Linked DNA regions of Homo sapiens: regions 2 and 3 are each linked to region 1. Evidence: read pairs that join two places in POLR2A ChIA-PET (ENCODE). Cell type or tissue: GM12878. All regions are shown on one strand. Region 1 holds the start of PLAC8 (placenta associated 8). Region 2 has its middle 53 kb from the start of COQ2. Region 3 overlaps COQ2 (coenzyme Q2, polyprenyltransferase).

Evidence for each region. ChIA-PET counts read pairs that join two places held together with the same protein. Peaks named below come from ENCODE experiments on the same cell type or tissue, not always from the same donor. Only the 100,000 strongest peaks of a DNase experiment are listed, where the experiment ranks them.
Region 2: POLR2A ChIA-PET joins it to region 1 with 6 read pairs; 8 of 35 experiments call an interaction of 5 or more read pairs at or near these places.
Region 3: POLR2A ChIA-PET joins it to region 1 with 5 read pairs; 16 of 35 experiments call an interaction of 5 or more read pairs at or near these places.

Annotation. Positions count from the first base shown.
Region 1 is chr4:83,113,140-83,117,139 of GRCh38, forward strand. It overlaps PLAC8 (placenta associated 8), which reads right to left and starts at 1,590. Exons shown (of 5, transcript NM_016619.3): 1 at 1,527-1,590. In GM12878, no CTCF peak of the experiment used is centred here; DNase peaks (open chromatin) are centred at 319 and 1,602; H3K4me3 peaks cover 1,740 bases; H3K27ac peaks cover 2,606 bases.
Region 2 is chr4:83,229,376-83,233,375 of GRCh38, forward strand. No RefSeq gene overlaps it. Among named protein-coding and RNA genes, the nearest start is that of COQ2, 53 kb to the right of the region's middle. In GM12878, no CTCF peak of the experiment used is centred here; a DNase peak (open chromatin) is centred at 2,476; H3K27ac peaks cover 885 bases.
Region 3 is chr4:83,270,897-83,274,896 of GRCh38, forward strand. It overlaps COQ2 (coenzyme Q2, polyprenyltransferase), which reads right to left. Exons shown (of 7, transcript NM_001358921.2): 3 at 2,600-2,721; 4 at 1,191-1,276. Among named protein-coding and RNA genes, the nearest start is that of COQ2, 12 kb to the right of the region's middle. In GM12878, no CTCF peak of the experiment used is centred here; a DNase peak (open chromatin) is centred at 2,165; H3K27ac peaks cover 2,408 bases.

The DNA of each region.
Region 1 (4,000 bases):
TAACGTGCACCCGCAGGGCTGCTGCCCTTATGCCATAGGCTTTTGTCCTATGAACTAGAAAAACGTGGCCCTTCTCACAGACACGGCTTGGTGAGCACGTAGCTGCTTCGGTGAGAATTCGAAAAACGGTACACCTTCCTCCATGCGATGAAGCCCATGCTAGACCCTCTCGCATTCCCGGGAGCACATTCCAAACTAGCTCCTCTCCCTTCAGGTGCGGGCCTGTGCAGTATCCTGGGCACTTCACAAGATTCTAATGCCAGTGGCCTTGCAGAGCACATTTTGTAACCCACGACCAGTGGCCTTATTTTTCTTCTGTTACTAATAACTACAGATCCAATTTAATTCAGCAAATATTTTATTGAGTGCCAGGGTGTGTAAACGTGTTGGGCTGGATTTGGTAAGGGCTAAGGAGATGCCTGAGGTTTCCTATCTGTGGCCAGCAGTTCTGCCCGTTGTGGTGTGACCACACAGCTGTTTTGTTCCATGCCATCTTTAACCCCACAGGAGCAGAGAGAGTGATTAAAAAAAAGTTGGCAGGGGCCACCTTGGAAAATGCAGGAAAAATGGGGGCAGGAGGTAGTGAAATGGGAATCTTGGTGGGCAAGCTTTGGAGAATGAGACTAGAATACCTTTCTTTAGGAAGTTCTGTGGAATGGTCTCAATGTCAGGAAATCTTGCAGTATTTGGCTCATATTTTAAACACCTTAATTTTATCTATTAGTTAAGAATCAATCTTGTATTTGTCTCTCCTTTCTATGAGCACTTCACTCCTGAGGACAGCCCACTATCTTAATAAAATACATTAATATTAATATAATACATGATATTAATTATAGTAATATTAATACATATTATTAATATTGATTAATCCAGATACTAGACATATTATTGAGATTTTTCTCTTCTACTGTTTATTGATGTTAAATTTCATTTTTTTGCTTTGATTGAAACATTTCCATTTCATAATCTCTCCATCTCTCTTTATACATATAAATGAAGCACCAGAATTTAATTTTGAAGAATTCTAGTCTGTTTTTCTTACTTTCATAGTGAGAATTCAAGAATTCTTATAATTCATTAGCTAAATCTACAAAATTCCATATCTTGTTTCTAAATACTTTGAATGGATAAAATAGAATATTTGTAAAGCAGAAAGAAATTAGACCGGCATAAGTCAACATGCATACATATTGAAATAAAGAGTGAAATTAATGATCATGTTACTAAATACAATGTATAATATGTGTTTGCTGCAGAAAGCAGCAATTGATGAGGATTCAAGGCTGGGATCTTACACTACTTTGAAAAGCCTGGCATTTGGCAAAATGCTTAGCAAGAAATTGTTGAATTTGACTAAATGTATAAATTTAAAGCAATTAGATAAGAAAACCTTAGTCTTTTAGCTGAAACTCAAAATATAACATGCTAAGAAAAAAACAAGAAAATCAAATAACTTTTAAAGAAAGCTTTTTTTTTTTGAATGCTAAGTTTTTAAAACAAGTTCTTACTTGTAAAGTACTTACAATTAGTAAACAAGGTTCCGAGCAGGAAATGTCTTGTGGCCTGGGAGAGAATCTCACCACAAATGAAAACTACGTGAAAGGGGAGAGGTAACTGTGTTTCTATCGCAGGGCATAGTACATAGAACAGTTTCAGACGCTCTTATTGGCCAGAGTAATCCAGCAGAAGTGGTTTCAATGTGTGTTTCTCTTATCTGGAGAATGAATATATCTCTTGCCAAATAAGGTGTGTTTCTTTTCCTATATTGTGTTAGGTACACTGATACGTCTTTTTAATGGGGAAAGGATTTAATTCATTATATAGTTTGATTGGTTTTACATGTCTGGCAGAGCTTACTGTTGTTTTTTTGTGTTTGTTTTTTGTTATCTTTGTGGGGAAAAAAAAGATCATTATTGTTTCAGATTATATAGTAGTTGGCATCTCAAGCATCCTTTAATGGTATCAACTTACAGATACTGAACATTAAAATAGGCCAAGCATTATCAATGACTTGTTAATGACTTTGATAGTTAGGCCTTATTTTTTCAATTTTAGAGGTGAGGAAACAAGCTCAGATTCTTGAGCTGACTTTCAGAGGCCACATAGCTAACAAGTTACTCACCTAGGATTTTAGCTCATGTCAGCTCAGCTCCAAACTATGGCTCTTTTTACAATGTTGCATCCAATTTCTTTGTACCTTTTTAATTATTCTTCTTATTGGTGGTATTACTATTTCTTTCTTTTGAAATTTTTATTCATAGTCTTTGAATTTCTGATCCCATAGTTTAAACTATCAAAAGACAAAATTACAACAAATTTAGTTTAGAAGATGTAATTGCCTTTTATTTGCAATTCTAGAATCAAGCAACACATCATTCTATAAAATAGAATGAGTGTCCTGGTGAGTATGAAGAAAGCGGAAACAGAGAAAAAAAGATAGATTGGTTGTTTCAAAGTTACTTTCCTTATAGGACTAAAACAGAGAGGACTTCCTTACTACACTGACTGAGGTTGACTGAAATCTCCTGTTTTTTGGAAAACTGGTCCATTTCAAAGTTCAGTTTGATTATATGTCACTTAGCACAAGCGACTTCATTCTGGTTTGGTCTGATTTTCTGGGGCCTAGAGCAGGAGGCTAGTCCATAACAATGGCCTCTCATAAACTTTGTTTAACAAAACCTTTCAGAAATGAGGGTGGGCCGGCACAGTGGGAGGCCCAGGCGGAGGACTGCTTAAGGTCAGAGTTCAAGACAAGCCTGGCCAACACAGTGAGACCTTGTCTCTAAAAAAAAACAAAAACAAAAACAAAAAATTAAAAAATTAGCCAGACATGGTGGTAAGTGCCCGTAGGCTTGTAGTCCCCGCTACTTGGAAGGCTGAGGCAGGAGGATTGCCTGAGCCCAAGAATTTGAGGTTACAGTGAGCTGTGTTGTGTCACCACACTCCAGCCGGAGTGACAGCAAGACCGTGTCTCTAAAAAAAAAAAAAAATTAAGAAATGAGAGTGGCCAGCTTTCCTGTCATTCACTCTGAAGTTTTTGCGGATGGGAAATCTTTCCCACTAGAACAAGGCTATTGTGTGAGGTTGTACAGTGAGAATGTGTGGCATTATGGCAGACTCTAAGTGCTTAGAGTCCCTTTTCAGTCCCAATTCCTAGCTGCCATCTGCTAGCCACTTAACATTTCTATGCCTCAGGTTCCTTGTCAAATGAGCGTAATAATTGCACCTACCCCACAGGATTGTAGGGAAAATTCAAAAAATTAATACATGCAAAACATTTAAAACAGTGCCTAACACATAATCAATATTAGGGGAAACAAAGAAACAAAGAAATCTGAAGAAGGAGAAAGAAAAAGAGACATGTGGAATTCCAGATAGCCTATTTTCTTCCAAATACTATGTATAAACTCCACAATAAAAAGATGGCAACATGGCCAGGTGTGGTAACTCACACCTGTAATCCCAGCACTTTGGGAGGCCAAGGCGGGAGGATCACTTGAGCCCAGGAGTTTGAGACCAGCCTGTGCAACATAGTGAGATCTCATCTCCTTTTTTCAAATAAATAAATAAAATAAAAAATTAAAAAATTGAAAAATCAAAAAGATGTCAACAAATATGTACTAGTTATTTATTGTATTAAAGGGGGAAAGTACATCTTAAAAATCGGTAAGCTTGGCCGGGCACGGTCACTCATGCCTGTAATTCCAGCACTTTAGGAGGCCGAGGCAGGCAGATCACCTGAGGTCGGGAGTTTGAGACCAGCCTGACCAACATGGAGAAACCTCGTCTCTACTAAAAATACAAAATTAGCTGGGCGTGGTGGCGCATGCCTATAATCCCAGCTACTCAGTAGGCTGAGGCAGGAGAATTGCTTGAACCCGGGAGGCAGAGGTTGTGGTGAGCCGAGATCACGCCATTGCACTCCAGCCTGGGCAACAAGAGCAAACCTCCGTCTCAAAAAAATAAAAAATATGTCTGGGCGGGGTGGCTCATGCCT
Region 2 (4,000 bases), 120 kb after region 1:
TCTGAATAACCTTTTTTGATGCATAAAAGCCAACCTCAAGGGCATCAAAAGAGTCATCTACGTTTATATTTGAACTCTGTAACTTCTGAATAATGTGCAAAGCATGTCCTCTGGGATCCGAGGGACCAGGTGTAATGGGGTTAAGTTGAATTCAAAGCTTGAACACGTAGCCTTCTTGTTTTCTGTAACTATTCTCTTCTTGTCCAGAAGGCCCCGTTTCCTCTGATGGCGAGATAGAGTGATGAAGTGAAGGTAGATCACCAAACATAAACTTTCCAAGTAAAGGTAGCCAGAGTCTACTTTGGGGTTAACCTAATCTCTTTTGGGGAAATGCTCAGCGTTTTAGGCATTTTCTTCTCTCCTCTTCCCTTAGCCAAGATGGCCTTGGGGAGAGGGAAAGTTTATGCACTCACGTGGCATTGGTGGTGTTGTGGCTGGTTCACAGTGGGCTTTTGTTTGGCCCAGTGGGCACTTGCTGGGCTCTTGTTGCAGTGTTTTGTCCCACTGAAACCAGGTCATTGGTCTCTGATGTCATCGCCTCCTCTTGACCTCCAGTGGCATTGTTGCATTGCCTCGGAGCTCTGCAGGCTGACTAGGCCTTTTGGACTTTCCAGTTTTATCCAAAGCACACAGGAGGCCCCTACAAAAGAACACTCCCCAGGAACCTTTGTCTCAGGAAATCTTTCCAGCGTCTGCCTCTGAACTACTCTCTGTCCTGTCCTCTACTCCAGACTTTTCCCTTGTGATTAAGTTCTTGTCTCCTTGGACTAGGTCCTTTGTATCAGACAGAAAGCTGCCCTTATGTGGGTGGGGGCATAAGTCTCTCTTTGGTTCCACCCTATAACCCTGGGCCAGCCCTTCTTATTCTCAAGCAGAGTCCTGGATCCTGAGACCCTAGTCTGAACCTGTATCCCATCCCCATAATTTGAGTAGGTGAAGCAAAAATGAATCTGTACCCCATCCCCATAATTTGAGTAGGTGAAGCAAAAATGATCAAATCTGGCCAGGCATGGTGGCTCATCCCTGTTGTTCCAGCACTTTGGGGGGCTGAGGCGGGAGAACTGCTTGAGCCCAGGAGTCTGAGACCAGCCTAGGCAACATAGTGAGACCTTGTTTCCACAAACAAACAAACAACCCAATCTGTGAATGCCAAGATTGCTTAAGAATTAACAAATAGCATTTGAAAAAGATGTAAGAATTGTTAGGAACATAAAAGTTATAGGATACTAATTCCTTTAAAATAAAAATGCAAAGTTTCTTCCTAATTAACTTTTTTCTAACACTTAGGTTTGAGATAATTAGAAGAAAAGTTTACATATAGATTAGCGTCACTATTAGCCAAATAGTGCCTTTATAAAAATCACAGAGAGGCCTTTTTCTCTGGTGGTGGGGTGTGGCATAGAGTCCTAAGCAGGACTCACAGCTTGGCAAGGCAAGAGGAGCACAGACTGGATTTTGGTCCCTACTCACCCGTCAGGTGGTTGCTTTTTGGTAATAAACATCCTGCCCAATCATACGAAGTGGCCTGATATAGATGATATTTATTAACTACATGACCTTGGGCAAACATCTCAGTCCTTAGAACTTTAGATGCCTCATATAACAAGTGAGAGGGGCTGACCTCTGAGGTCCTTTGTATCTACAAATACTATGCTCCACGGCATCAGTAATTTTTTTTTTCTTTTTTTTAACTAAATGAGAGTCTTCACAGAAAGTAGAGGAAGTACCAAATGCTGGCCACCGGAAGGAACCAGTCTGAAAAGTAGAAGTGACAGAAACCCATGGGCAAAAGTGGTCAGGTTATTCTAGAGTTCATGATAGGGAGAGTTGGACATCATTAGATATATATCCGAGACTTTGGTAAGACACATCTAAAAATTTTTCCTAAATAATAAGATTCCCTGGACAGAGACTCCCAAAGGGAAGATGACAAGTGTTTGGGAGAAGTGCTGCAAAATGAAATCTCTATCTTCCAAACAGGATGATGTGGAACAGAAAAAAAGGGGGAGAGTTATTTAAAGAGAGACACACTTGGCCAGGCGTATTGGTTCAGGGCACTTTGGGAGGCCGACACAGGTGGATCACTTGAGGCCAGGAGTTCAAGACCAGTCTGGCCAATATGGTGAAACCCCATCTCTACAAAAACTAAAAAAAAAATAGCTGGATGCTAATGCTCTGAGATGACAGATTTTTGGAACTGTGGATGTAAAGCCCATAGACCTTAACATTAGTGTGTCCAGTCCCATGACATTTCATTAGCTTATGGCTTCTGCTCCAGAGACTCCCACCATTTCCCCATTGATAAGGGAGAGGAAGGAGGAAGTAAGAGATTATTTAAAAACAGTTGTGAAACTACCAAGGTCTGTGGTTGAGAGTTGGTTTTCTAACCAACCTTTGTCTAGTCTAGTCTAACCTTTGACTACAGACATCATATAAGGGACACGGTTGCCTCAGATGCAGAAGATATCAGGAAGGGCTGATTTGTTCCACACTATTTGACCACACTGATTGCAACAGGATGTGGACATGTTTTGCTATGAGTGTGTCCTAAAACATTGGAAAGAAACCCCACATCCTGTCACCCTCCCTGAGGGCAAGGACACTTAGAGTGGAGAAATCTGAGGTTTAACCTGTGCTGGGGATGATGACTGATACAACAAAGGATATAGGACCTCACCTAATGAATTTCAAAGATTGCTGATGTAAGATGCACCAAGAACAAATGTTGGTGTCCTGGTAGTAGAGCAGGGGACCCCTTGTGAGACCTGTCTTTGATCTTGGGAACACAAATCTTACAACATATTTATGACTGTGAAGGCAAAAGAAATCTTCAACGATGAGGTCTGGAAATTCTGAATATTCTATGCAAAGTATTAGAATTTCACAAGAGAGGACTTTGCTCAGAAGAGAAAAATGAACAGGCACCAAGTGGTAATTCACAGAAGTGTCATTCCCATGCTCTTAACTCTCAAGTGTGTTTTGAGATCAGGAAACATGGAGTCCTTATTCTCACTGTGTCCCCTGTTTGAAGACTGATTAATTAAGATGTCATTCATGACATGGTGAGCCATCTTGAGATATTTGAATATCCTGCCACCATGGGAACCCAGACCTACCTCTGGACTAATTATTGGGAGGGGATTGTGGGAAAGAATAATGACTGGGAAATAGAAATCTTTAAGATGCTCTTGAGCAGAACAAATTTCTCCTCCAATAAAGATGTCCATGTGTTTGTATTTGGCATGGATAATACCATGTATTCTGTAACCCCAATTCTTTAGTATTAGCTCTTTGTGAAAACCTTCTTAGAAACAAGGTGATTTCACTAGATTGTGTTTGGGGGCTATAATTTTATGATCCTATGAAAGATTGTCCCCTACTTTGCCACTTCTGCCAATAAGACCTCTATGTCCTGTCTGCTCTCTTGTTCCCCCAAATAAAGCTTGGATTTCTGTACCATTAACTATCTGCCCAGCATACAAACCTTTAAGTAAGAAAGAAAGCTTCCTCTTAACCTTCATCCAAAAAAAAACAAAAACACACACAAACAAAAGAAAATCTGAACTAGGAATAGAGAGCTTTGGGGCTTCTTAAGTACAATGACTAATAAAATATAAACATACTTGCTGTCTCCAGGGGGTTTATAATTAAAATCATAATGTATATTGACATTGTTTATCAGGGTAAAGACTATACTAATTGGCAGGAATAGAATACTCTTTTCTTTTTTTCAAAAGTATAAGTACTGAAAAATTTGACCAATCTCTGTGTTCTACTTACTACTTCTAATGAAGACCTGACAATTCTACATTAATTTAACAGTAACTTTAAGCATTGGATATGTTGATTTGTAATTATCAGGAGAGACTGAGATCAAGCATTTATGTTGGTATATACATTACTAAAAATGATACAAAAATAGGGCTTTAATAAAATGAAGAAACTTTTTTTTATTTATATGCACCTAACAGAAACTGAGATCAGTATGTGCAACCTATGT
Region 3 (4,000 bases), 160 kb after region 1:
ATCTTATAGATAGGAAATGCTTATATTGAGAATATAATTTCAAATTTAATAAAGAGAACATTCAATGAGAGGATCTTAGAAAAAGATAAATATTCTACCACAACTTTCCCACAAATCAGGCTCACATCAATTTCTTGAGTTGCTTTTAGTTCTTTCATTTACTGAAAAAAATGATTCAAAGAACTAGAATCATTCTAGGAATAGAATAGAAAAGTCTGGGAATAGATATTTTTGCAGCAGATTCTGATACCTGCTTACCTAACTATGTTTCTTTCTTTTCACCAACAAGTATGTATTCAATACCTACACCGCACCAAGTGCTATGCTAAATGCTGGGCCACAATTTATTAACTGGAGACCATAGGAGGCTCTCAACGTATTCTTGGTTGAATTAATGCTGCTGAAATAAGTAAGTGCCGGATTAGAATCCTATGGTAGCCCAGAAGAGACTGTCTAACTTCTTCCTGAGAGGCTTCACAGAATACGAGCTGTCTAAGCTATCACATACACTTTAACCCTTGTTTTCCTGCCACAGAGTGCTTCCTACCCCATCCCCCAAATTCTTCAGGGCATCTAGATCAAACATTTTTTCATGACATACCTAGATTTTTAAAAAAGCATTTCAGAAAGCAATGGCCAGGCGTGATGGCACACATCTATAATCCCAGCACTTTGGGAAGCCAAGGCAGGCAGATCGCTTGAGCTCAGGGGTTTGAGACCAGCCTGGGCAACATGGCGAAACCCTGTCTCTACAAGAAATACAAAAATTAGCCAGGCAGGGTTGTCAATGCCTGTAATCCTAGCTACTCAAGAGGCTGAGGTGGGAGGATCACTTGAGCCTGGGAGGTCAAGGCTGCAGTAAGCTGAGATGGTGCCACTGCACTCCAGCCTGAGCAACAGATCAAGACCCTGTCTCAGAGAAGAGGGGAGAGGAGAGTGTAGGGGAGGGGAGCAGTGGGGGAGAGAGGAGAGGAAAAAATAATGATGATGATGATAACCCTAATAAATATGCAATATTTCTGAACTAATAAAAATAGCTAACTGCTCTCCTTTAAAGTACGAAAATCTACTATTGGTTAGGAAAATTACATGACTGATTTGTCATTTCATCTTTACCTATTTACCTATCTCTCCATAAAAGTGTAGTTTGCAAATATCAAAGGAAATACTTTTAGTTATTGTAAGCTCACCCAAGGCTAGTTGAGGCCAGTATGAAATTCTTTTCATTAGTGGGTAGGTGATGACAAGAAGTAAGGATCCTGCTCCCAGAGCTATACTGAAAAGAGGAAAAACCATTAAAGTGATTATTACCACTACCTCTTAGAAACCACGAAATACTTTAAGACAATGACATAAGTAATACTAATTGGAAAATATATTTTATCTTAAATTATATTTTATGTAAGTTATCTTCCTAGCCTTCGACTTTCCCTATTATAAAGGATGAGTAGAAAACTACTTTAAATGTTATAAAACAATCAAACAAAATAATAGCTAACACATACAGTACTATCATGTATTAAGCACTATTCTAAGTGAATCACACTTGTTAATTCATTATAATCTTCACAATGACTCCAAAAGGCAGGTATTATAATATAAAGTTTTATTCTCTTCCTTTTTTGCAGATGGGAAAACTGAAGCACAAAGAAATTAAGTAGTTTGCTAATTGTCATATAGCTAGTCATAGAAGAGCCTAGATTCAAACCTAAGGCAGTCTGGCTCCAGAGTCCAACCTATCAACCACCAAATGTTAACTACCAAATGTTACTGCCTCTCTGAACTGTTTGCAAACATTAAGGCATCTAATAAACTAAGATGTCCTAACTAATAATTAGAGTCAAGATATCCCTCCTTATATATATGATGCAGTGTTACTTTTCTAGAAAAAAGGAAACACCTATGAAAATGTGATAAAATAAGACGTTCTTAGGACCTCAAAGTTTATCTAACACTACCCCTTCCAGAAATAACCTTCCAAAGGTATTGTCATGTAATTGATGCTATCAGGGCAAGGCACGCAATTAAGTCTAGTCTCCATAAAGTAACTTTTTGTCTTTCTTCTCTCGCATTGAAGCACTTTGTAAACCGCAATCTGATACACAAAAGTTTCGTTTTGTCTTGTTTAAGAGATACAGGAATGAGTCCTCCCACTTCTTTCTTCAGTCATTGATTAGTAACACCACCCTGGGAAAGACATAGTTCCTCTTTTTGCAAAATGAATATAATCACTTCTGCTTTAAGTCTACTTTAGAGATACTGTCAACATAAATAAAATTATATATGTGTGGGTGTATACACACACATCCATGCACGCACTTAGAAAACCTATGAAATTGCCTTGTGTCCCTTAGGGAATGTAGTACAAATACTGAAGGTGGTTCAAAACAAATTAAATGTTCATTTCTTAACTCCTTTGGCTGAAAGCATTCTTGAAGCAGATTTAAAAATGTGTGGTGAGTTACTTACACTTGCTAACTTACAGATGCTTAATAAGTAGCAAATGAACAACTTTGTGATAAAGATATTTCATTTTATTCCTATTTTCTCCATTTCAAAGGAGAGATTTTATACATGATGTGGAAAACGTTTAATATACCTGTAGTAATTTAGACACAGAAGAACACCCAGTGCCAGGGTTAGCTGTCCCCCAAGAAAAACAAAGGACTGAAAAGTTGAAATGTCTCCAGCGGCTATTGGACGATTGGCTGTTCTTGTAACCTTAAAACATAAAAACAGATACCTTAGCTTCATGTAATGACTCAATCATTTATTTAAACATTTAATGAAGAGACTGGCCCATGGTAGGCACAAATATGAATGAAGAGAGAAATCAACATTTTAAGTACTGTCAGAAATCAAAACTTCACATTTAAAATAGCTTTGAAAAGAACTAAAAATTCCCATCACTCATTCTCTTTTCTCCCATCCCCATCTCTAAACAAACAAAACAAAGGAACTTCCTGGCTGGGTGCAGTGGCTCAAGCCTGTAATCCCAGCACTTTGGGAGGCTGAGGTGGGAGGACTGTTTGAGGCCATGAGTTCAAGACCAGACTAGGCAACATAAGGAGGCGCTGTCTCTACAAAAAAAAAAAAAAAAAAAAAAAAAATTAGCCAGGTATGGTGATGTGTGCCTGTAGCCCCAGCTATTGGGGAGGCTGAGGTAGGAGGATTGCTTGAGCCTAGGAGGTTGAAGCTGCAGTGAGTCATGATTGCACCAAGCTCTCCAGCATGGGTGACACAGCAACCCTGTGTCAAATAAATAAATAAATAAAAAACAAAGCAACTTCCTTATCAGCTATTTAGCTATAACATGTTCAATTTCCACAGAGAAAGCCTAAAATATTTACGAAGTGGCACAATCTCAGCTCACTGCAACCTCTGCCTCCCGGGTTCAAGTGATTCTCCTGTCTCAGCCTCCCAAGTAGCTGGGATTACAGGCATCCACCACCACCCCTGGCTAATTTTTTGTATTTTTAGTAAAGACAAGGTTTTACCATATTGGCCAAGCTGGTTTCGAACTCCTGACCTCAAGTGATCCACCTGCCTTGGCTTCCCAAAGTGGCAGGATTATAAGCGTGAGCCACGGTGCCCAGCCCTTTTAATCTTCTTAACGGGGTCCTTAACAGATAAAAATTTGTTGATGTGCAAATTCAATTTTTCCTATTATGGGTTGTGCTTTTCGTATTTCTCACAGCTTTCAAGATTTTAAAATTTTCTTTAGTTTTCAGAAGTTTGACTATAATGTATTAAGGTGAGGATTCTGTGTGTTTATCGTGTCTGGAGGTTGCTCACCTTCTTAAATATGTAGGTTTATGTCTTTTGCTAAATTTGGGGCTTTTACAGCCAATATTTCTTCAATCATTTTTCAGCCCCAACCCCTTTCTCCTGTTTTTCCAAGACTCATGAAACAAATATTAGATCATTTGTTATAGTTCAAAGGTCTTCAATTTTTCAGTCTATTTTCTGTTTTCCAGATGGTGTCATTTCTATTATTCTA